5 separate regions of the Homo sapiens genome follow, and regions 1, 3, 4 and 5 are each linked to region 2. Evidence: chromatin loops called from intact Hi-C (ENCODE). Cell type or tissue: Caco-2. All regions are shown on one strand. Region 1 overlaps RNF32-DT (RNF32 divergent transcript). Region 2 overlaps RNF32-DT (RNF32 divergent transcript). Region 3 overlaps RNF32-DT (RNF32 divergent transcript). Region 4 overlaps RNF32-DT (RNF32 divergent transcript). Region 5 overlaps RNF32-DT (RNF32 divergent transcript).

Region 1 (5,000 bases), 69 kb after region 2:
ATATTGGCAGGAGCACTGGCTCACCACAAGCAACCTCCTACATCAGCAACTTGAGCTTTTTCCAAATAAAAAAAATTTAAAACATCAATAATAAATAACTGTCCTCTTGGAAGCTGCAAGGGAAAAGCAACCCTATACTGATTTGAAGAATTAGACAGGCACCTAGCAGTGAGCTGAAATTTCATCATGCCCTGCTGTGAGTTTTTGATTCTTCCCCCGACCCTTTTTTTTTTTTTTTTTTTTGGAAAAAAAAAAGTCAGGTTAAGAAAGTTCCTTTCTATTTTGTATATTGTTTAAACACATGAATGATTGTTAATTTTATAAAATGATTTTTCTGAATCAACTGAGGAGAGCATATGTCTTTTCTTCTTTAATCTGTTAGGTTAACTTAGTAGTTACTTTGTAGATATTCTGGTGTTGAACCATTTTCACTCTTGGGTTAAATCCCACGTTGCCATGATAAATGATCTGTATACACGGCTGATGTGCTAATATTGAGTTTGGAATTCTTGCGTGTGTGAGCAAGAGCAGGGATGGCAAGTGACGTTTTCCTGCATTTTCCCGCTCTGGTTCTAGTGTTAATGTTGCTGGCTGCGTTAAACGGGTCGGACCCTCCTCTGGCCCTGCTCGTCTGTGAGCCTGGTTTACCTGGTACCTCGGGGATGCTGTGTCATGGTTGTCGTGCTGTTTTCAAACTCCACTACTCTCAGGTTTCCTTTTTTTTTTTTTTTTTTTTTTTTTTTTTTTTTTTTTGAGATGGAGTCTCGCTCTGTTGCCAGGCTGGAGTGCAGTGGCGCCATCTCGGCTCACTGCAAGCTCCGCCTCCTGGGTTCAAGCAATTCTTCTGCCTCAGCCTCCTGAGTAGCTGGGATCATAGGCATGCACCACCACGCCCAGCTAATTTTTGTATTTTTAATAGAGATGAGGTTTCACCATGTTGTCCAGGCTGGTCTTGAACTCCTAGCCTCAAGTGATCCACCCACCTCAGCCTCCTAAAGTGCTGGGAATACAGGTGTGAGCCACCATGCTCAGCCAGCTTTCCATTTTTGTATCACCTTTGGTTCATAGAGTTATTTAGCTAAATTTGAGCTTGATCATGTTTTTTTTTTTTTTGGCAGGGGGTGGGGCGGGGGGTGGTGTGGTTGGTAGATTTTATCTGTCATGGTAAATGTTTGGGCCTGAGAGGGAACCTCAAAACTGATGCTATAATGACATCTTGGCAAGAAGCCCGCAAGAGGACATTTATTTATTTTTGAATGTTTTAAACGTTTTTGTTTGGAAAAGGCTCAAGCGCAGCAGGAAGGTTGAAGAATGCTGTGAGGAGCACACGGGTGCAGATAATCGTTGGTGAGCGTTCTTGCCATGTTGAACTGATGTGTGTACAACTTCTCTGCTGAACTGAGAAAAGCACATTTTGGATGTTGTCACTTTGCTCCTTAGTGCAACATGCACCTCCAAGAGAGTCTTTCAGAGCTTGGAGAAGACCCAGTTTCTGATGGATGAGAGATCTCGCCGTGCAGCCACCCCTTCCCTTCATCCTCATCATCATCCGTGTTCACTTCCGTGATTTCTAACTGCTGGAAGGACAGCAGTTGCAGCACAGGAGGCTTTCCAATGATGACGGACCGGGAGGCAGCCCTCCCGTGGTTTTCTGCTGCTGTGTCTGTTTCCTGGGCAACAACAGCTTTGTGCCACGTTTCTCAGTCTCCTCCCCAAGAGATCCTGTGTGCATTTCATCTGTTACTCTACAGGGAACACCTGAATTTAAAATTGTTAAAACGCTGTAGTAATGAGTTTTCTCAGGCCTGTAACTGATGTCAGGAGACCTTTCCGGCCCATTCACGAAATGTGTCAGATATAGAATAAGTCTAACACAAAATTCACAAATATATGCTTGGATAAAAAGGCCATCATACTGAGAAAAAAAATATTACCTCAGTGCCAACAAATTAAAAATAATTTTATATCCAAATTGTTGACTAAGGTATTCCCAGGTTTCTCACATCCAGGTTTTTATGCTAAAGTTCTTTATAAAAAGAAAATTTTTAATTTTTTTTACTTCGGAATACACACCTGTTTGCTTTACTCATTTGAATTTGATGATGTGTTTTCAAAGAGTGATTGAATGAAACCTGTACTTATCTTGTGTGTGTTTTCTGGTGTTCTGTGTAATGAGCAGGAAGCCTCATTAGTATTGAATGCATATGCCCCCGTATTACCTGGTGTGATCTCTGGCCAGGCGGTGCATGTCCAGAGGCCTGAGTAGGAGGTGGGTAAACCAGTTCCCCGATTCTGGCCTACCACCAAGGCTTGGTCAGACAGAGTCAAAACAAATACTTATTAAATTAAATCAAATAAGTGGGTTCTGGTAGTTGGGTTGGTTGGAGCGTTTACTGTGCAAGGAACAATGGAAATGCAGATGGGGTCTCTGCATTTCCGTTCACTTTTCTCCCAGTGTGGAGTGGTAGATTGCCTTCCTGTTCCCTCCTTTACTCCTCCTTAGACTTCGGGTTATTCACATGACTTCACACATGTGACTCTGCAGCTCCACCTGCTGAAGGGGTGCTTTGCATTTTCCTGCCCTGGACTTTGGATTCAGATGTGTGAGTTGCATTGACGTATGGAACGGGGCATAAGCCTAGAACTCAGAGGCCTTTTTTCCCCCAGCCTCTTGCACTTCTTCCTTTGTGTTGGGGACTTGCCCAGGATAGCCCACTTCCTTTGAGTTGGGACCTGGCCCAGGATAGCCCACTCTTCCCAGGAAGAGACTGGAGGAGCAGAGGTGAGCTGCTCTAGCTGAACCCAGCCTAGATCGGCTGACCCCTAGCTGACCTTCAGGTGTGTGGGAGCCACGGAAGCGCCTTCTGTGTGCTGTGCTGGAGTTCTGTGGTTGCCTGGGTCTGTGCCTACAGGTAACTGTTAGTGTTAACCGAGGACGCCTTGAGACAGAGAGGCACTGTCTTTGTCTTAATGTGATACAAAATGTGTTAACTGACAATGCGACAGGCTTTCTATTTCCTTTTAATAGTCTTCCTAATGAAAATAATCCAAGAACTGTAAATATGAAAAGTTTGACCTCAGACTTGAGGCCTTTACTTTACAGAAGAAGAATGGGCTCGTGATTTAAAGTTGGCCTGAGTGGGGCTGGAACCCTGGCCCTGGAACGCCTGGAAGCTGCAGACTCTCTTGTATGATGAGAAAAGGCGCTAGGACCACCCAGTTGTGTTCTGCACATGGAAAGTCTAACTCAAAAAGCAGCCTCCCTTGCTGGAGTCCGTCCGTCTATGGAGGAACCGTCAACGTTTTAAATAGTTTAGTCTTTGTGCGCGGTTGGCCGTGTGCTGGTTCCTGGGGCCCCAGGTTTGACCCGAGAAGTGGCAGGGCTGTGCTATCTCCCGAGTTCCTAGGCACAAGATGTCACTATTGTGCTGACTGTGGAGATAACGTTCTTGTTGAAATTTTAATGCCTTTAATGGTTTGCCTTTTTAGCCCAGAGTGAACTAATCAGACAGCCTCTGCTAGGACATAAATCATAGCATATTTCTGAGGAAACTCGGGTGAAATAAATCAAGGAATTTTTTTTTTAATCAGCTCTTCAATCACTCTTTTTAGTCACGTAGAAAAATGGTCCATGCTGTATTTACAGTTTGATGGTAAGGAGATGTTTAACATCAATGTAGGAGATTAAAAATGACAAGTTATATGGTGAAGAGTGTGAAAAGGTGTTTACACTGACATGCAATATCTCGGCTGATCTACAACTCAATAATAGATACCATAAATCTCACCGCAGGCCCATGAGGCTGCGCGCGGGAGAAGCAAACATGACGGGTCGGCGGCTCTCCCACCCGTGGGCAGGCCTCGCTGCCCAGCTCCAGCCAAACCTCGCAGAGCCACCTCGCAGCTCTCCGGAGCGGGCCATGGCGCAGCCTCCCAGCGGCCACAGGCAGCGCTTCTCACATGTGCGCGTGCCCGGTGCAGGTTCGCCCACTCTGCCTCTCCTTTCAATGAATTGGAATGCCTTCCTGATTCTGTGAGTGAAAAATCAACCTGAGAAAATAATGTTTTATTCCACCTCTAGTCCCAAACACATTCTAGTTCTTTGTTTAATCAAACAAAAATCTTCATCAAAAGTGTACTTACCCTACTTTTTTAATAGACATTACTTTTTACATTATTATTATTATTATTATTATTATTATTATTACTATTGAGATGGAGTCTTGCTCTGTCGCCCAGGCTGGAGTGCAGTGGCACCATCTTGGCTCACTGCAGCCTCCACCTCCCGGGTCCAGGCGATTCTCCTGCCTCAGCCTCCCAAGTAGCTGGGATTACAGGCACCCGTCACCACACCCAGCTAGTTTCTGTATTTTTCAGTAGGGTCAGAGTTTCACCATGTTGGCCAGGCTGGTCTCGAATTCCTGACCTCAGGTGATCTGCCCTCCTCGGCCTCCCAAAGTGCTGGGATTACAGGTGTGAGCCACTGTGCCTGGCCACATATTGTTTTTAATTGACAAATAATTGTGTATACTTTTGGGGTAAACTGTGATGTTTTGATCTAGGTAATACATTGTAGAAAGATTCAATCAAGCTAATTAACATATCCATCACCTCACCAACTTATTTTTTTGTATGTGATAAGAATGTTAAAAATCTATTCTTTTAGCAATTTTGAAATATACAGTATGTTATTATTAACTGTGGTTGCCATGAAGCACATTAGATCACTAGAACTTCTTCCTCCATGCGAAGGGAGACCTTGGATCAGCATCGTCCTCTCCCCACCACCACAGCCTCTGGGGCAAAAATCACCTTTCTGCTTCCAGTGTCTATGAGACTGACTTTTTAAATTTCACTGTAAGTGAGGTCACACAGTATTTCTTTCTGTGCCTGGATATTTCCCTTAGCATAATGTCCTCCTGGTTCATCCTTATTGTTGCAAATGACAGAATTTCCTTTTATATTTTCTTAAGGCTGAATAATATCCCATTGCGTATATA
Region 2 (5,000 bases):
AATGAATGCTTTTATTCGCGTCTTTTCCTGCGTCAGTCCCGGCATGGCCAGTGGGGATCCGTGTTTATTCCTTGAACTAGGACTTACTATTCCGCGCCCTTTTATGAAAGCGCTGGGCCAGGAACACAGTTCCAGGTTCACCCGGCTGAGCGCGCTGCCCTTGCGGAGGCCGCGGGTTAGCGGGAGGGGGGCGCAGATGCGGGGTGCGGGGGTGACGCCCGGCTGGGGAGGGGGACACGGAAGCCAAGAAGACTCGCGGGAAAGGCGGGTGGAGAGGGCAGAGACCCGAACCCAGAGCGCTGCGCTGCAGGGAGGGGACGGGCCGCGGGCAGGAGCGGGGCGCGGGGCGCGGGAGGCGGCAGGGACCGGGCTGGAGCCCGGGCGCAGGGGCGCGGGGTCGGGGCGAGGAGGGGCGCGGGGCAGGAGGGCGCGGCGGGGGAGAGCGCGGGGGACGCGAGGTCTGGGGGCGCACGGGGTCGGGGAGAGCGCGGGGCGGAGCTCCTTGGAGAAAGTGGTTCCAGCGGGGAAAGGGGAGTTTTGGACTCTGCGTGTGACGGTGACTTTTCTGCAGGGTTTTTGCCCCCACCCGTCACCGCAGAGGCCTGCAGCTGTAGCGGAGCGGAGCAGGGCGGCCGGGGCCTTCCCTTCTGCCGCCGCCAACGTCCCGGGTGCTGGGCCCCGCGGCCAGCGCCAACGCAGGAAAGACCGGGGCGCCAACGCCGCTTTGCTGGTTCCCTCCTGGGTTCTGTGATGATACATTCAGCCCAGCGTTTTTGCTGACCCTAAACCGGCCCACTCCCAAATTGTGGTTCTGGAGGATCCCGGGTCGCGGGCGCTGACACGTGCGGGTGGAGCCCGCTGAGACTGTGGAGGGGTGACGGCTGGCCACAGTTGAACTTTCAGGTTCTGGCGGGACGTCTGAATCCAAACATATAGGGGTGTGTGTGTGTGTGTGTGTGTGTGTGTATATAAAGTGCATATGTGTGTGTGTGTATATATATAGTGCATGTGTGTGTGTGTGTGTGTGTATATATATATATATAAAGTGCATATATGTATATACTTTTTATAAGTGGAAAACACAGTTCTCCTGGGATCCAAAATATTGTTTTCCTGTTTTCTTAACTGTTTGTCCTCACCACGCGGCCCAGTACCCACCCGGAGTGGGCAGCCGAAGGATGTTGTGGAATTCATAATATCCGGTGGTAGAAGTACATTAAACTACTTTGTAACAGGTGAAATAACAGGAGGGTTTCTCCCGGATTCAGGAAGGGTTCTGAAAGAAAAGGTGAAGGCATCCGTTTTTAAGTGTTAGAGTAACTCATTCATTGGAAGGAACTGTTCCCATACAGTTTGGGTTTTACAAGTAAAAGGACAGGTGCAGAGCTCGGCTCTGTCACTGGGTGCGTATGGTCTTGGGCAACTTATTGCACTTATTTTGAGCTTCAGTCCCTCATTTGGAAAATGAGAGTGATAATATCCGCCTCGGGGGATTGTGGAGGGATTAAATTAGGTAACCTGTGAGACCCTTTGCCAGGGCCTAGTGGGCAGCAGTGCTCAGGAAACGCAGTGTCCTTTGTTCTTTGGCCCAGACTATGGCCGATGAGACGTACCACCTGGGTCTAATGAGTGATTATGTGGCAACTTTATTCAATGCCATTCCTTATTAATGGGCACCTTGTGGCAAAAGTTAACATGGGAAAGAAATAGGCTGTTGTAGAATTGTTAAATAATATTGAAACCTTCTTTTGATACAGTCTGGTTGGGTACAGATATACCACAGAAAAATTGTTTTTAAACTAAGAAAATAGAGACAAATGAACATTTTTTATTTGAATATAGACCATTCCATTTAAGTTTTGCAGAGTTTAAATTTAGCAAGTTGAAACCACAGGTTTTTGAACAATGGCAATTTCAGAACTTCTGGTATGTGAGTTTTGTGTCTTTTCCTCATTATTTAAAGCTCCTCATTCTTTGAGAGTGTAGTAAAGTTCTATCATTTCAGACATCAGAATTAGCATTGAAAACATGGGATTCTTTATCTGGATTGATGAAAGTAATTTATTGTTTGCTGTGTCAAACACAGCATGCTATTTGTCACATTGTGGTTTGTGTATCTTTCTAGAAGCTTTCAACTTTGATCTGAGGCAAAGTACACTCAGTAGCACAGATGACAGAGCTAAAAAAAAAAAAAAGCCAGTGATGTGCATTGTCACTCAGAGACTCTAAATCAACAAGCATGGAGACGCGGAGTAAAAAGCCACCTGACTTTAAAGAGGCTTGTACGTTCTTGTGAGAGAGCAGACCTCTGCCTTTCTCGGGGGAGACAAAGGTGTAGAGCGATTTATGAGTTAAAGATCGGGTTCACTGTGTGCAACCCAAAGGCACCTCCTCAAGGCCAGAGCCTGGTCCTGGCCTGCAGCCTTAGGTAAACACTCGCATTTAAAAGACCGCGCAGAGCCGGGACTCCGTGCACATAAAGGCGGCTTTCTTCAACTGTCATCAGAGTGGATTTTAGAACGTGCTTTTAATACTTACAAGGTTGATGTTTGCCTTTTAAAAAATGCTATTTGAGATCGTTTCTTATTTAACTTTCACCTTGGCGTGCCTTTTACCTGATTCGTGGCAGCGTTAAGGAAACTCACCTTGTTGTGAGATCAGACAAAGATTTAGAGCAGTGTCGCACAGTGTGACCTTTTAGAAGTCAAGGCTCCACCAAATCCTTGTTTAAACACCGTAAAAACTGGATGAAAAGCAACAACATATAATCTTAATCTGAACATTTGGTCTCAGATTCTTTTTATTGCGCTTGGGTTGATTATTCTGTGAGATAAATTAATCGTGTCCCAGGATAGCTGTGTACTTCCATTTCCTTTCTGATTTTTAACAGACAATGGCCCAGATCAATAAAACGGCAAAATAAAGAGGTTTGGAATGAGGAACATTGTTGCATACCTAAGTCTGTACTCTTCTAGAGAATGATTCTCAAAAGAAATTCAGCTATGCTGTTAAATCTGCATTTGCAGAGTTAATTATTAGTAGGAATTTTAAACTTGTATATTAAAATGATCATTAATAGCTGCAGAATAATGCATGGTCCAGATGCAACAATTTATTCAAGCATTCCTTTAGTTATTGGCATTCTCTGTTTTGTGTTTTGTAGTAAGAATATTCCTGTCCATTTATATTTATGTACCTGGTGTATTTTAATTCAAGTATATTGAGCTAAAAAACACATACCCCTTTAAAATTTTACAATTCTATGAATTTTAGCAAGTGCAGACTGTCTTGTAACCACCATGGAAATCACAATGAAAAACATACCCATCATCACGAGTTTCCTGGTGCCCATGTGCAGCCAGCACCTCCCATCACGCCCAGGTGGGACTGGCTAGTTGTAGGAAAACAAGCTCAGGGTTCCCACGGATTCTACCTTACAGTGAGTGGTATGATTATTCCATTATATATTACAATGTAATAATAATGGAAATAAAGTGCACAAATGTGATGTGCTCAAATCAACCCAAAACCATCCCCATCCTAGGTCCATGGAAAAATTGTATTCCACGAAACTGGTCTCTGGTGCCAGAAAGACTGGGATCTGTTCTAAGCCTTCTCCGATGAAGTTGCCCTTTGGTAAGCTTTCCCGCGTAACACAAATTTATCCATACTCCGTGTCCACCGAAGAAGTCTATCCACATAGTTCCTGCAGAGACTGCCCTGTTATCAGTTTTCCAGCTGTATTCCTTCCAAGTCCTGGGCCATCCATTCATACTGATGGCTCCTGCTGTCTTGGGCCATATTCTCTTTGGGGCAAAATGAACAGCCAGGTGCTTTTCTGGGAGTTCTGCCCACTGCAAATACTTCCCTCAACACTGTCCTTCAGAGCCGTCTCTCCATTTCTGGGCAGATGTAGCATGTATTGTGCACAATCATCTGTAAATGAGGCCTGAACCTTTGATTTCTCAGTCAGCGGGTGGAGGGTGCTCGTCACCGGGCTGCAGGCCTGCTTGAGAGAGGATGTGACTGGCAGAGTGGCGCCACGGGGATCTGAGCCACGCGCCCATGTGGCTTGTGCTTTAGAATCATCTTGGGTGGAGCCAATATTCACCACTTCAACTCAAGGACAGAAAGCTGCTGTGGCTTTGTGGTCGGAAAACACCCAGCTCATGGTGAAGCGTAAGAGAGGAGGAGAAATGGGGCAAACTCTCTCTGCCTCCCTGCAAAAAAGAAATCTGAAGTTTTAAAGAATATCTCCAAATCAGATATAGGAGGATTCTATTGATAAATTAAAATGAACAGACACTCTCTCAAGTAAGCAATAAGCTGTGTTTCTTGTCGTATAGATCTTACCTCAGGAATTTTAAAGCTTATCTATTGCTTGCATCCAAGGTTCTCTTTACCTTTACCAGGTAAAGGTGTCTTTGTTTGTGCTGCTACAATAGCATACCTGAGACTGGGTACTTTACAAAGAATGGAAATTAATTTGCCCACAGTTCTGGAGGCTGGAAGTCCAAGGTCAAGGTGCTGGCATCTGGTGTGGGCCTTCTTGCTGTGTTCTCAGTGATTCTGATGCAGCTAAAGCTGGAGGACCACTGGCAGAAGGCAAGAGAGAGCCGGCTCCCTCCAGCAAGCCCCTTTACAAGGGCATTTAGTCTCATGGCCTAATCGCCTCTTAAAGACCCACTTCTTAATACCATCCCATTGGCAACACCTGGATTTTGGAAGGAGCATGTTCAAACCACAGCATGGTTTTCTATGTGATTTTGGTTGTATACAGCATGGCTGTATCATGCTAGGCAGAAATATGACCTTGTTATTGTCTTTATTTGGAGATTAAATCGGGTTTAAGGAGATGTGTATGGGTACCAAAGTGACAAGGGGGGAAGCTTGGGATGGTGGATTTTGGATGTCAAGGTGACAGGGTATTAAGGGATGCCCAAATAGCTGGCAAAGCACCATTTATTCTTATGCTTCAGTGGGCATTGGGCATGGCCCTC
Region 3 (5,000 bases), 87 kb after region 2:
GTGGAAACCCATGTCTAGCTGCTGCATACCTTAGTAGTTGGCAACTTGTTGCCGTGGCATTTTTGCTGAAGCATCTAAGATGAATTAAGGATGTTATAGATGTCACGGCACCTGGTCCTATAGAGCTGCAGCATTTACCTTTCCAAAATCAGGAAGCCTTCCAAGGTAAACACAATGCCACTATCACACTGATATGGTTTGCTTTGTGTCCCTACCCAAATGTCATCTTGAATTGTAGTTCCCATAATCCTCCCATGTCATGGGAGGGACCTGGTGGGAGGTAATCGAATCACGGTGGTGGATACCCTCATGCTGTTCTCATGATAGTGAATGAGTTCTCATGAGGTCTGATGGTTTTATAAGGGGCTTTTCCCCCTTCGCTCTGTACTTCTCCTTGCTGCTGCCGTGTGAAGAAGGATGTGTTTGCTTCCCCTTCCATCATGATTGTAAGTTTCCTGAGGCCTCCCAGCCATGCTGAACCGTGAGTCAATTAGACATCTTTCCTTCACAAATTGCCCAGTCTTGCATGTCTTTATTAGCAGCATGAGAATGGACTAATACATACATCAAACAAAATTCCCAATTGCCATCCCATACTCAGTCTATATTCACATTTTGCCCATTGCACCCTGGGGTTGATTGATCATTCATTTTTGTTTCGATTCTGTGTCTGGTATTGTGACTTTGGACAAATTCACTGGGCCTCATTTTTTTCCTGTTACTTGCTAAATGGTGATAATAATGTTTGTGTTTCCTGTCTTAGAGGAATTTCGTGCAAATATGAAAAAACAGATATGGAATCCCTTTGGCAGACAGAAAGTACTATTCTAACTTCAGGGATTATTTTTATTTGAAGATGAGATTTCTTTTTTTTTATTATTATACTTTAAGTTTTAGGGTACATGTGCACAACGTGCAGGTTAGTTACATATGTATACATGTACCATGTTGGTGTGCTGCACCCATTAACTCGTCATTTAACATTAGGTATATCTCCAAATGCTATCCCTCCCCCCTCCCCACACCCCACGACCGGCCCCGGTGTGTGATGTTCCCCTTCCTGTGTCCATGTGTTCTCATTGTTCAATTCCCACCTATGAGTGAGAACATGCGGTGTTTGGTTTTTTGTCCTTGTGATAGTTTGCTGAGAATGATGGTTTCCAGCTTCATCCATGTCCCTACAAAGGACATGAACTCATCATTTTTCTTAGTGATAAAGAAAGTGGAACTTCTCACACTAGCTGTCACTGCAATGGAGATGATATATGTTGAAGAGCTGCCTGTGTGTTGGGGGACTCAGGTAGCCCACACATTGCTTCACAGAAAATGATCCCCCATGCTGGAGGGGCACAAAAATGGAAGCCAAGGAAAAAAACCACAGCTTCATGGATGTTGGCTCACAGCATGGTCTGATTCCTGTTACCCTGAACAAACCATCTGGGTCTGAAGGGTGGTGACAGAGCACCTCAACACTTTTGTTCAGGTTCATCCTTCTAGAGCTTCTCCAGTTTTGCTTCCATCAAGAGAAAGCCTCCAATCACACTAGCCCACAATGGTCTCCCCAACTTGAACACAAGTTCTTCACTTTAACTCAGAAATGTGACATTTACCATAAAAGTTTACCTTATGAAATCTGGCACACCTCAAATTCTGCATTTTTTAAATGTTCAGGGTGTCGTATCTCTGCAAATGAACTATCAGCCCCCAAAAGGCAAGAGGTAGTTCCATATGCACTTTTTATGTCCCAGAAAGTCTCCATGCTGATATGAGTATGTGCTAGTTACAGCTCATAAGTATTGCTCAGTAAGTGAGAAAGCCCTTCTTTTCATTTTTGAATAGTGAGCAAAGAATGGGAGAGGAACTCCAATCTCATAAGTAATTTTGATTAGTGTCATCCTTAAAAGAAAAACCTAAGGCTTTTTAATGACAAAATGTGGCATAAGGCACCTGGCTTCTGTCATCACCGTTCTTCTGGGAAATATTTTGCAATCTTTACTTCCTTGAAGAATTTGACCTCAGTTTAAAAATCAGAGGCATTAAGGACAGGAGACCAAAGTCTCTGTGGAACCCTCCCACTGGCAGAGTTTCAGAGGAAGAGCAGCCCGGCCAGGTAGAAATGCAAGATTCAGGATAAGACCAAGGTCTTTTAATGATTAGCTCGGCCCAACAGCACACTTAAATGGAAAACCAAGACAGTCTCTAAGCTGTGGCCAATCTTTTCCCTGTTTTGCAACACCTCTTCCTGTTATTTTATCCTGTGTCACTCACCATCTGTCATCATTAACATTTACTGAGCACTAAGTGGGAGAGACAGCCGCACATTTGTGTGTGGGGACTGAGTGCTTGGATTGGGTTTGAGTATTGTCCACAGCTTTCTAACTGCCCAGCAATCTTAAGGCTCCATTTCCTCAAATGGGAAATGGGGATAACAATAGGGCCCCTCTCGTAGCTTGTTGAGATCATTAAATGAGATAATGTGGGTGAAATGTTTAGTATAGTGCCTGGCACATAGTAGATGCCCAGCGAACATGAGCTGTTTTCATTATTTGAAAATGAAAAGAAGAGTTTTCTTACTTACTGAGTACATGTGTGGCACTGGATTGTAGCCTGAAAGGGGCTATGCCAAGCATGGCTGAGCTAATTACAAAGTAGAGGGGAGCCAAATGGACTCAGGAAGGTGGACTATTCATGGAGGATGAGGGGGAAGGTGGAGACCTGAGTTTCAATCCTGGGACCGCCGATTATCCCTGGTCCCTATTTCCTCACTCTCAATGTAAAGGAGCAGATCTGAGGAGTGGTTCCCAAATGTCTTCTTTGCAACATTAGCCTGTAAGATGTTTCGTGGAAAAAGAGTCTCATGATCAGATAGACTTGGGAAACGCCAAACATTTTATCTTCCTCTTGGAGAATCACAATGTCTTTAAATGTCCTGAAATAGAGAAACCTGTATAATTTGGTTAAGCTCAGAATTTTTCAAAATTATTTGCTTGTTGATCCCTGACCTCTCTTGAGTGAGTGAGTGAGTGAGTGAGTGAGTGAGTGACTATGGTATCCTTTGACATTTGTGGAGTCTAGTGTCTCATGACGCTTACTTTCAAAATTGTTGGACGGAATGATCTGTAAAGTCCCTTTAAGAAGTCTATTTTTAGCATAATCCAAGGTTAATGATAATGATTCTAGCTTATCTCCCTCATAATTCTTTTTCTTTTCTTTTCTTTTTTTTTTTTTTGAGATGGAGTCTCACTCTGTCACCCAGGCTAGAGTGCAGTGGTGCAATCTCGGCTCACTGCAACCTCCACCTCCCAGGTTCAAGCAATTCTCCTGCTTCAGCCTCCTGAGTAGCTGGGATTACAGATGCCCGCCACCACACCTGGCTAATTTTTGTATTTTTAGTAGAGAAGGGGTTTCTCCATGTTGGTCAGGCTGGTCTTGAACTCCCGACCTCAGGTGATCCGCCCGCCTCAGCCTCCCAAAGTGCTGGGATTGTGTCCTGTTTTAGACGTCAATGTGTACTTGGGCCCCTGTAAGTGCCTGGCCCAGGGTAGGCACTTAACTTAAAACCAAAATTGGAATTAAAGTTTGTTGTGAAGATCTAAAATCTAAACTTCTTGTATGGCCTCCGAAATTATGCTACTATATCATCTTCAAACATCGTGTGGGTGGCTGGATTGGGGAATCTTTTTTTTTTTGAGACAGAGTTTTGCTCTTGTTGCCCAGGCTGGAGTGCAATGGTGTGATCTCAGCTCACTGCAACCTCTGCCTCCGGGGTTCAAGCGATTCTTCTGCCTCAGCCTCCCGAGTAGCTGGGATTACAGTCATGTTCTACCATACCAGCTAATTTTGTATTTTTAGTAGAGATGGGGTTTCACCATGTTGGTCAGGCTGGTCTCGAACTCCTGACCTCAGGTGATCCACCTGCCTCGGCCTCCCAAAGTGCTGGGATTACAGGCGTGAGCCACCATGCCCAGCCTCATAATTCTTTTTCTGATTTTCTTATACACTGAGTATCCTTCCTAGTACTTATGTCTTCCCCATAACTTCAAGGTAAGCTGCATTTCCATTTTATTTTTATTTTTTTACCTTTCTTATGGTGCTGACAAGAAAGTTCCTAGAAAGTTAAGTTATACCATCTTTCAATCTCTTGTTTAGATTTTGCAAAAGTATATGTAATATTAGGGCTTCTAAAAAATAGAATTATAAAGCTATTCTGAAACATAAATGGAATTATTAATATTCTATGGAGATGAAATTGGGACACAAAATTAGCATCAGCAAACAGCCTGTGAATTGAAAATCCACTTGTGTGGCCTGCCACATGGCAATTGAGAGCAACAGCGGGTAATTAGAATAATACTTACTTTGTTCTTAGGAGTCAGAATTTCGAGGGGAAAAGAGCAATGGATCTAGTTATTAATAAAGGAAGTTATTAATAACTAGACCCTTTATTAATAAAGAAATTAATAAAGGAAGTTATTAATAACTAGACCTTTTATTAATAAAGAAATTAATAAAGGAAACTATTAAAACTTCCTTTAGCTGGAAACACAGTTTTTAATGTAAAGGTTTAACTAGTAAACTAGTGTAATCATCTTTAAAAACTCATGGATTACCACAACATATTGGAGATTTAAATTACTCTAATTTTTACAAAAAGCCAAGAGGAGAAGCTGCCAGGTCCTAAGGAGCTGACGGCGGAGTCCAGTCCCAGCACACGAGCCCGACGTCAGCCTTGTTGAACCAAACACAGGGAGTGCTCCAGCCCCTACATCTGCTGGAGCCGAGGGGTGACCAACCAGGAACCTGATTTTTTTTCTTCCTTAGTTGTAAAACTTTGTCAGAAGTATGAACTCTGCTGTTATTTTTGTGATAGGAAACACTAGCCAGTGAGCAAAGTCCTGTCTTTCTCGTGTTACCGAGAATCTTGCAGTTTGCCTGGGTCATGATTCTGGAAGCAAATTTCATTTTGTCTGTGAGTTCGCCCAAACCAAGTATGCTTGGGG
Region 4 (5,000 bases), 54 kb after region 2:
AATATATCCTGCCTTCTCTCTGTAGCCATTTATGACTCTAATATTACCATTTTATCCCAATAATTCTTAAATCCACTTATAGTTCCTGCCTTCATTATCCTCTGAAGGAAGAGTTTAATCAGTGGATTGCCTGTGAGGCTTATGGGACTCATTGATGGCCCTTGAAGTGAGCCTGGTAGGGTTGAGAGAATGAGGGAGAAGAGGGAGCAGCCGGCATGGTAAGGAGGAAGTCCATCTCCATTCTCCATCACACAAAAGGATGTGTGTGATGTAATTTTCTAGGACAAACAAGTATATTTTCATCAGCCTTGCCAATTTCCTCTTCCTCATTCTGATCAATCATCTTGAAAGCCCCTTGGAATTACTAAATTCGTGATGAATTTCCCATGATTATTATGAGTGTGAATGATGAAGAACAAAATAATTGCTATTTAATTATTTATCCTGATTGAACATGAGTGATGATAAGAGCTTCACACAGGATGGAATTGGGCCATCTTTACCCATGCTCCTCACTGTTTAAAAAGAGTTAAGATGCATGTATGCTAATAATCATAAGGAAACAAGAAAAATAAACTTCTCCATCTTCTCATTGATGTAGGCATAAATAATTACAGATGTTCCTCAATTTATGATGAGGAACCCATTGAAACTTCAACTTGAAACCCATTTCAAATTGAAAATATCAGAAGTTGAAATTTCATTTAATATACCTACCCTCCGGAACACCACAGCTTAGCCTCGTCTACCTTAATCATGCTCAGAGCATGCTTGTTAGCCCGTAGTTGGCAAAATTATTGAGGGTAGGCTGCTCACCCTCATGGCTGTGGGGCTGGCTGTCTGGGAGCCACAGATGCTGCTAGGCAGTGTAAGGGTATCCTATGGTATATTGTTAACCTGGAAAAAGATCAAAATTTGAAGTGTGGTTTCCACTGAAGGCATCTCCCTTTTTACACTATTGTAAAGGTGAAGAATTATAAGTCAACTGTTGTAATTTGGGACCTGTCTGTATTTCAAAATGTACTTTTCCCATAATGCTTTAGGGAAAACTATGAAGTAAATGTCGGGAGCACTTGCTTAACCCCTGAACCAGCTGCTTTCTCTGAGCCCTGACCCATCAGTGATGTTCGACTTGTGTGATCTGATGGCCATGGCACAGCTGAGTGGACCAGGGTGGGTATTGACCTAGGCGGAGCCGATCAGATTCTCTGAGAGATTTGACATTGGGCCTCCCAGCCCCCGCCAAGTTGTTGTCTGCTTCTGTCTGGAAATGCGGGAAGGTCTCCTGAGCTGCAGAATGGCCAAGCAAAGGAGGTCAGAGAAAGAAAGGAGAGAGGAGAGGAGAGTGGGAAGGGACGGGGAATCAGACAGTTCTGTGACCCACACTGTTGTGACTTTGTGTCATGGGGTCCGAGTTTGTGTTACGAAAATTCAAAGATGATGGTTTCTTCATTCACAAGCACGACAGAGAAACATGTCGTTTGAATGTGGAGTGCTCTTTCCATAAGAAAGAACGTGGGCTAGAGGAGGGCAGCATCACCTATGGCTGCACTAAATTCATTTTCACCTGCAAGGGCAACCATAATTCCCACGAGCTTTGGTTGGGCTTAATGTTTTCCTGTCTTCTAATGGACAGTAATTGAAATGGATTTATTATCTAAATTATTCCTTAGTTCAGGATATCACTTAGAAAAATGGGACTATAAAATGAGATATTCATGGTCAAAAGCAATCTGTAGGAGCTGCGAGTTAAGGCAAGATTCCTCCAGCCTGACTCTTCCCTAGAGAATATAAAGTAGTTTTTCAAATTTGGAAAATTTATTATATTATAAATTGGATTTAATATCTTTCTTTACCCAATTTAGAAAAATTGTTGGGAGAAAGTGTGTCTGATTTTACAGGTAATTGAAGACTTAGGCACTTTTGCAAATGAACAGATACCCAGGCACACTTGCCCTGGATGGATGGCTGGCCCCTGGAATTTTCTTTCCTTCCAGCAGTCACACAGTGACTTCCTGCCTTCTGTTTCCTTCTTCATGGCAGATCCCGCAGATGCCTGGAGTTCATCCCCCTCACTCTCATTTTCACGCCTTTCTCACACACTGCTTCCTGAGAGGCTCCAGCAGTCAGGACAGGGGGGAAGAGGAGAGGGAGAGGGGGGAAGAGGAGAGGGAGAGCGCGGAGCCCCCTCCTCCCCATGGCTCCGGTGTTGGTCGGGTGGAAGCTCCTTCAGGCCTCATTCCGCCTCCTCCAACATTTCACTCCTGGTGCTGTGAGGAAACACTCAGGAGACTCACTGCATTTGCATTTTCCTCTGACACATAGATAATACATCTTGCTCTAGCTATTCACTTCACATTTGAGAAACACCTACAATACCTGTACTTAGTAGGTTGCAAATCCCAGGCATCTAAAAGTTATAGAATTGCTCATCTCTGGAAGCTCACTATCTGGGAGGAGACAGATACATTAAATATTGTAATAAAATGATGACGACGGAGGAGATGGAGACAGGGAGGGCTCAGGTGGCTGGGGCAGTGGGATTGGCCACAATAAAGAGGAAGTGATCTTGCCAAAACCTGAAAGCCGAGGGAGCCTGTGGCGTGGAGATCGGGGGTAGGTGTTTTAGGAAGCCGCAGGCTAAGGACCCACTTGTGAATAAGGCTGTGTGCGTGCGATGGGCGGATGCACACTCATGGGCAGGTGTGTGGGGTACAAGTAGTTGTGAGTTGCTGGGAAGTGCAGCATAAGAAAGCTGCGGTCTGAGGCCAGGAGCTGGGCTGAGCCAGGTGACGAAGACCTCAATGCCGCTTGCAGGAGTGTGGGTTATCCTGGGAGAGAAAGTCACAATGTTCCCAGACTCGTGGCAGCCTCTAGGGGCGGCCAAGGGAAGTTCTGCTCACTGTCTCCCAACAGGTCTTTAGGGATGCCATCATGATTTCCTGGCGCTCTGGGTCTAACCTGAAAGTCTTGCCAATCCCAGGGACAAACTTATCCTAAATGAACTCATGAGACACATGCATGAAATCAGAATGCCACTTTGTTGTTGTTGTTGTTGTTGTTTGTTGTCTGCTTTGTTTTTTGATACAGAATTTCACTTTCAGCCCAGGCTGAAGTGCAGTGGTGCGATCATGGCTCACTGCAGCCTCGACCTTCCAGGATCAAGTGATCCTCCCTCCTCAGGCTCCCAAGTAACTGTGACTACAGGTGGGCCACCACACTCAGCTAATTTTAATTTTTTTTGAAAATTTTTAGCAGAGATGGGGGTCTCACTATGTTGCCCAGGCTGGTCTCAAATTCCTGAGCTCAAGAGATCCTCCTGCCTTGGCCTCAGCAAGTACTGGGATGACAGGTGTGAGCCATCATGCCTGGCCCTGCTTTATTAATTTATAAGGCGAAGCAACAGTGGAAGGGCTCAGAATACCAGGGGAGAGTGTGGAGTGAGTGCTCTGTTCGGTGAACAGGAATCCCAAGAGAGAAGGAGGTGAATGCTGTCCTCAGGGGCTTTATTGGCATCCAGTGGGGGTGGTCTCACTCCTGGGATGAGGACACTGGGACCCCACTGCCTGGAACCCCAGTGCCCAGCTCCCCTTTGGGTTGCCTTTCTCGAGAGGTGTGGGGGTCTCAAAGTGTCCTCTCTCCTAGACAGTGCTGGATTGGCAGAGTCCACATTTATCTCTTACCTTTTCCTTTTACAAAGTCAACCAAGCTTGGAGATTCCCAAATTCATCCTTTACACACATCAGAATGTTCTACAAAGGGACAGTCAAACATGGTTAGCATGGGAAGCATTCTCCCTCCCTCTGGTGACACGAGTCACCATGCCTGGATAAGAAGGCCATCACCTGGCTATGGCAGCCCAGGCGATCAAGGACAGGAGAGGCTCCAGTTGCCCATTGCTCTGAAGGACAGCCTCCCTGGCACGGACAGATGCGAGCTGTGGCCCTGGTCATGCCTGTGGCTGAGTCATCATTTTCAGGTTGTTGTAGCTCTCAGTGAAGAAGCTTACTGGAGTCCAGTTGGCCAAAAGCAAGCAGCTTGTGCATTGGAGTGGTCGCCGCGCCTGAGCAGGTCCCTGTCTTCTTCCCGGATGCACCCCTGAGCCACGCAGACCCCCCCCCACCCCTCTGTTAGAAATGGGCCTACTCATGACCTGGTCACCTGGCCTAGGCTGCTCACACCAGAAGCTGGGGCTTAGCTCCCCAAGATCCCATCAGAGGCCGGGAATCTATTTTGATGGCTACTTTATCTCATTTGAGGATTTAGAATTAAAAATGATAATGTTCCAAGCATTCCTCTGAGCGAGTCCTGCTGCCTCCACAGCGGTCCACGTTTATATGACTCTGAAACATACATGGAACCACTTTTGGTTCTGCTTTTCAAGGGACAAAGATCACCTTTTGTGGGAAATATTCTAATATATCGGCTAGCAACTTCTTAACTTTATTTTCTAAGATTAGATGATCATAAGCAGAACTTCAATTGCACCACTGCACTCCAGCCTGGGCAATGGAGTGAAATTCTGTATCAAAAAACATTTAAACTAAAACATTACTATAATATGTACTCAGGAAATTAGAATGCTTTTATGAAAAAAACCATTATACCTAAGATTTTTTTTCCTTCTGTACTGCTTGGAATGTATTTATTTCTTTTCTTTGCGTTGACTCTAACATTGCCTAGCGTCTCATCCCTGCTCAAGTATGCATCCTCACAAGCTATGATATCACAGCTCATTAACCAGGCAACAGGCCAGTGTGGATGAGATCAGAGCATGGGATGAGGCCAGGGTTCCTGAGGTCTGAATCACCAGGTGTGTTCATCATTGTGGGCACAAAAGAATAATAGGAACCTGGGAGGCTGAGGTGGGCAGATCACAAAGTCAGAAGTTCGAGGCCAGCCTGGCCAACATGGTGAGACCCCGTTTCTACTAAAAATACAAAAATTAGCTGGGCATGGTGGCGGGTACCTGTAGTCCCAGCTACTCGGGAGGCTGAGGC
Region 5 (5,000 bases), 98 kb after region 2:
CACGGTGCTGTGAGCCAGGCATCCAGGCGTCCAGGCGTCCAGGTGTCCAGGCAGGTGCAGCAGGGCTGGTTGGTGTCTGCCCTGTGGTTGCTGGGGCGGCTCAAGTAGCCGGATGGGTCAGGGGTGGCTTCACTGGGGTCACTTGTGGAGCCTCGCTCATGCCTGTTGGCTCTTGGTTCCTCTTGAGTTGCAGCTTCGGGTGCTGGAACGTCTTAGAAGCTTTGTCAGTTGCTTCTCTGTCCTCTAGGGTGGGGTGGCTGGAAGAGTTGGGGCTGGCCAGGGACTTCGCTCCCTCCAGACAGCCTGTCCACTTGGCTGGCAGGGGCTTCTCCTCACATGGTGGTTTCTGGGTGGCCAAGGGCCTCACATGGTGTCTGGCCTCCCTTAGAGCAAGGATTCTGTGAGAAGGAGGTGGACGCTGCCGTCATGCTAATGCCTGGGCCCAGACCTGGGCCATCACTTCTGTCTCCTCATGTCGGCCCAGCAGTCACAGGCCCTGCCCATACTCCAGAGGTGGGGATGGAGCACGTGCGGGTAGATGAGGTGTGGGTCAGAGAGGTTGTGGCCATTTCAAATATGCACAGAGGCTTTTATCTTTCTCATCATCTTAGTGTATATTTTTGATATTGTTCGGTGTCATTGTGTATTGAAAGTTAATTAAATTTTGTTAATTTACTCAACTACAACAAGTATTTCATCTGAAGTTCATTTTTCCTGGTCATTTTAATCCAAGAGCTCATTATGGCTCTGAAGTCCCTCTGGGGTGTCCACCAGGCCATTACATTCATAAAATATTCTGTTATTGATGTCTGAGATGGATGGTGTGGAGAGCCACCATTTGCCTGTGTGTTCCTCTGCTGACAGACATGTGGCCATTGTGAATAGCACCGCCATGAACGTGGTGACTGCGGCCATCACAAGGACATGGCCTCCTGCCTGCCCCACAGGCAGAATCCGTCAGAGGTGTGCTTGTTGGTGAGCCTCCCTCACACAGCCTCACTCGTACAGTCTCCCACACAGCCTCCCTCATGGGCCTGCAATACACAGCTTCCCTTACACGCCCCCCTCACATGCCTCCCTCACACAGCCTCCCTCACACAGCCTTCCTCACGGGCCTTCCTCACAAAGTCTCCCACATGGCCTCCCTCATGGGCCTCTGGTACACAGCCTCTCTCACATGCCTCCCTCACACAGCCTCCTTCACACAGCCTCCCTCACACAGCCTCCCTCACACAGCCTCCTTCACACAGCCTCCCTCACACAGCCTCCCTCGCATAGCCTCCTTCACACAGCCTCCCTCACGGGCTTCCCTCACAAAGTCTCCCACATGGCCTCCCTCATGGGCCTCTGGTACACAGCCTCTCTCACATGCCTCCTTCACATAGCCTCCTTCACACAGCCTCCCACACAGCCTCCCTCACACAGCCTCCCTCACACAGCCTCCTTCACACAGCCTCCCTCACACAGCCTCCCTCACACAGCCTCCTTCACACAGCCTCCCTCACGGGCTTCCCTCACAAAGTCTCCCACATGGCCTCCCTCATGGGCCTCTGGTACACAGCCTCTCTCACATGCCTCCTTCACATAGCCTACCTCACACAGCCTCCTTCACAGCCTCCCTCACACAGCCTCCCTCACACAGCCTCCCTCATAGCCTACCTCACACAGCCTCCCTCACGGGCTTCCCTCACATGCGTCCCTCACACAGCCTCCTTCACAGCCTCCCACACAGCCTCCCTCACACAGCCTCCCTGACAGCCCCCCTGAAACAGCCTGCCTCACACAGCCTCCCTCACACAACCTACATGACAGCCTCCTTCACATAGTCTCCCTCACACAGCCTCCCTCACAGCCTCCCCAGCACAGCCTCCCTGATGCAGCTTCCCTCACACAGCCTACCAGAAAGCCTCCCACACAGCCTCCCTCACATGCCTCCCTCACACAGCCTCCCTCACACAACCTTCATGACAGCCTCCTTCACATAGTCTCCCTCACACAGCTTCCCTCACAGCCTCCCCGACACAGCCTCCCCAACATAGCCTCCCTGATGCAGCTTCCCTCACACAGCCTACCACAAAGCCTCCCAAACAGCCTCCCACACAGCCTCCCTCATATGCCTCCCAGACAGCCTCCCTCACACAGCCTCCATGACAGCCTCCTTCACCCAGCCTCCCTCACACAGTCTCCCTCATGAACCTCCCATACATAGCCTCTCTCACATGCCTCCCGTACACAGCCTGCTACACAGCCTCCCTCAGCAGGGATGGTGAAGAGGGATTGAACCTCCAGCCTGGAAACAAGGGAGGCAGCTAGAGGAGGAGCAGGAGGCAGAAGGCTGGACAGGAGGAAAACGATGACTGCTCCCTGCATATATATGTGCTCAGAATTTCCTGGAAACACGCCGTCCTAGAAACAGATCAGGCTGTCAGACTGCGACACCTCCCCTTTTCGAAAGGCGACAGTCTTGATTTATGGAACGGACACAAATGACTCCCCTTCGCTTCAGCGACCATCTTCCTTTCGTGTTCGACTCAGGCTTTGTTAGGATGGAGGGGGCCAGGAAGGGTTTTGGTTGGAGAGCCCTGGGGCGGGCTGTGGAGTTGTAAGGCAAGTGAATGAGTAGAAACGGTTTAAAAAAGGACTGTGGACTTTAGACGCTCAGTGTCGTGAGTGACTGAAATGATAGTCAACCTAAGGTCATGTCCAACAGAAATGTCAACAAAATGGAATGCAAAAAAAAAAAAAAAAAAGCCGAACAAGCAAACGAAAATAAGGGTTGAGAGTCTGGTCGCTCTGACCTTGAATGAGTTAGTGTCATGTGCTGCCACCCAGTGTGAAGGCAAACGGCTTTTGTGAAAACAGCGTTCTTGGTGGGGTTCGGCTTCTCCGGCCTCTCCAGGTCTGGGCAGCAGAATCTTCATAGAAAAAGCCCCATGGGCCGCTCCAGTGTGGGTGCTGCCTGCAGCTGTGCCTGGCATTGTCTGCGTGGAACCTCCTGCTGGTGCCAAAGGTCCCGATGAGGCTGGGTGAGCCTATACAGTGCAGTGAGAATGGCAAGCACTAATGTGAGCATGAACAGTAGTAATGGCAGCATTAGCATGTGGCGTTTATGGAGTGCCAACTTTGTGTCGGGCACTGGTCTAAGATGGTTGCATGTCTTACAGCCGCCCAGTGGGGTTAAGCACGGTCATTGTCCCCATTTCTTAGAGGGAAACTGAGTCAAGACCGAGTTCCTTCCTGAGGTTATACAGATGGGAAGTACAGGAGCCAGGATGTGAGCCAGACGATGGCCTCCAGAACTTGTGTCCCCAGCTGCGAGAGGCCCACACAGCAGCCTGTGGGAATACCGACTGTGGGATGGAGTGTGAATTCCCAGCTCTCCTTCCCTAGGGGTCTGGGGGAAGTGTCTCTCGGATGCAAGAGAACACTCTTACTTTGATCCTGTCTGACTCTTCGCGCATTATGGAGTTTCTGTTGCCTTCCCTCATCTGACGTAGCTCTGGACCCCGCTGGTTTGTTCTGGGAAGGGCTCCTCTCCCTCAGGGACTCAGGAAACCCCAAACTGCCACTGACTTCCCAGGCCTGTGATTCACACTGTTCTTGGTGGCTTTTGTGGGGGAAGAATAAGCTTTAATAATTATAAGGCCCCTTAGAGAGCATCGGTAGCCTGAAGGAATCAAACTGTCAAACTCACTTTTCAATTTTCCAAACCTTACTGTCCCACCCAAGAATTTGGGCAAGTTAATTTTTTCCTTTAAATTATTAGTAAAAATAATGCCCTGTGAATGATTTCTTGGGAAAGCCAATGTAATAGAAACAAAAAAGTGTTAATTTTGGGAAAACATCTGGGGTTCAAACTGAAATGAAATTGACATAAGAGAGGCACAGTGGAGAGATTTGGCATGGCTAGGAAAATAGCTTCTGTATTCTCTTTTTCATCTGTGTCCTGCTTGTTTGAGGCGAGCATAACAACCGTTTCACTCGATGCAATATGTCTATTTCATCTTGAAGACTGGCACTGGGAGTTAGCAGGGCCACACATGAAAGCCCTGCTCTGCACTTCGAGGCCCTTCTAATCTTGTTAGAAGTCGAAAGTCCTCAGCTCTGAGCTATTAGAATATGTGGGACTAGGAGAGACATGAAATACTCTGCACTTTGGGAGGATGGAAAAGCACACTGAAGGAAGGAGGTAACGCAGCTGGCATCCCCAAAAGCTTGTTCACAAATACTTATTAAGTGTCTTCTGTCTGCAAAGTCATGTGATAGTGTTATGTGGATTACGACAATAATTACTTGAGCAACCCCTCTGCAAGGGAAATCCAACACATCAACACAAATAACCATGGCACGCGGTGCGCAGTGAGGAGCAACACAGTAAGTACAGGTTGTTCTTGATGTTCGAAGGAGGGAAACGCTGCTCCAAGCTCTGGAAGGTCCGAGAGCAGAGGCGGATGGGAGGGTGAGGAGCATCGGAAGGCGGGACATGGAACAGAGGACAAAGAATGGGAATGGTCTTGACAAAGTCCTGGGGTTTGAATGGGTAGAGACGGTGGAATGGGATTTGAAGTCACTGGATCAGATACGTAAACCATTTAGGGTTGAAAAGCATAAGATGTCTGTGGTTACCAAATGAATGGGTCTGTGGAAGACAAAAATGGGTAAGCAGGTGAGTGAGACAGGACCATACAGGGCCAGGATGCAGAGGCCCCGGGTTCCCAGCACAAGTGTCCTTTACTAAGTAAGCAATGTGGGGGTTTTCCCACACACACGTGAACGCACACACACACACACCCATAGCTTTATTGATGTATAATTTACCTAAAATGCACCTCACTCCATTAGAGTGTACTATTCACTGGGTTCTGATGGATGTGAAGTCCTGTAACTACCACCACAATAACGTTTCAGAATACTTCCATCACCCCCCAAATTCCCTCCTGTCCCTTTGCAGGTAATTCCAGCTCCTACCCCAGCCTCTGGCAATCACTAACCTGCTTTCT

The links. Hi-C counts contacts between places; a loop is a spot of excess contacts. Peaks named below come from ENCODE experiments on the same cell type or tissue, not always from the same donor. Only the 100,000 strongest peaks of a DNase experiment are listed, where the experiment ranks them.
Region 1: it touches region 2 in a loop (2.8-fold over the local background); 2 of 110 quality-filtered maps call a loop at or near these places.
Region 3: it touches region 2 in a loop (5-fold over the local background); 2 of 110 quality-filtered maps call a loop at or near these places.
Region 4: it touches region 2 in a loop (6-fold over the local background); 2 of 110 quality-filtered maps call a loop at or near these places.
Region 5: it touches region 2 in a loop (11-fold over the local background); 2 of 110 quality-filtered maps call a loop at or near these places.

The regions. Positions count from the first base shown.
Region 1 is chr7:156,542,811-156,547,810 of GRCh38, reverse strand. All of the region lies in intron 2 of RNF32-DT (RNF32 divergent transcript), which reads left to right. Among named protein-coding and RNA genes, the nearest start is that of LINC00244, 4.8 kb to the right of the region's middle. In Caco-2, no CTCF peak of the experiment used is centred here; a DNase peak (open chromatin) is centred at 2,570.
Region 2 is chr7:156,612,188-156,617,187 of GRCh38, reverse strand. All of the region lies in intron 1 of RNF32-DT (RNF32 divergent transcript), which reads left to right. Among named protein-coding and RNA genes, the nearest start is that of RNF32-DT, 26 kb to the left of the region's middle. RefSeq lists enhancers at 3,848-3,967, 4,078-4,247. In Caco-2, no CTCF peak of the experiment used is centred here; a DNase peak (open chromatin) is centred at 2,347; H3K4me3 peaks cover 2,511 bases.
Region 3 is chr7:156,524,842-156,529,841 of GRCh38, reverse strand. All of the region lies in intron 2 of RNF32-DT (RNF32 divergent transcript), which reads left to right. LOC112268012 (a long non-coding RNA gene) reads right to left here. Exons shown (of 3, transcript XR_002956590.2): 3 at 4,532-4,945. Among named protein-coding and RNA genes, the nearest start is that of LINC00244, 13 kb to the left of the region's middle. In Caco-2, no CTCF peak of the experiment used is centred here; a DNase peak (open chromatin) is centred at 2,111.
Region 4 is chr7:156,558,145-156,563,144 of GRCh38, reverse strand. The region is part of intron 2 of RNF32-DT (RNF32 divergent transcript); the gene reads left to right. Among named protein-coding and RNA genes, the nearest start is that of LINC00244, 20 kb to the right of the region's middle. In Caco-2, a CTCF peak has its summit at 2,884; a DNase peak (open chromatin) is centred at 2,855.
Region 5 is chr7:156,514,143-156,519,142 of GRCh38, reverse strand. The region is part of intron 2 of RNF32-DT (RNF32 divergent transcript); the gene reads left to right. Among named protein-coding and RNA genes, the nearest start is that of LINC00244, 24 kb to the left of the region's middle. In Caco-2, no CTCF peak of the experiment used is centred here; a DNase peak (open chromatin) is centred at 2,512; H3K4me3 peaks cover 777 bases.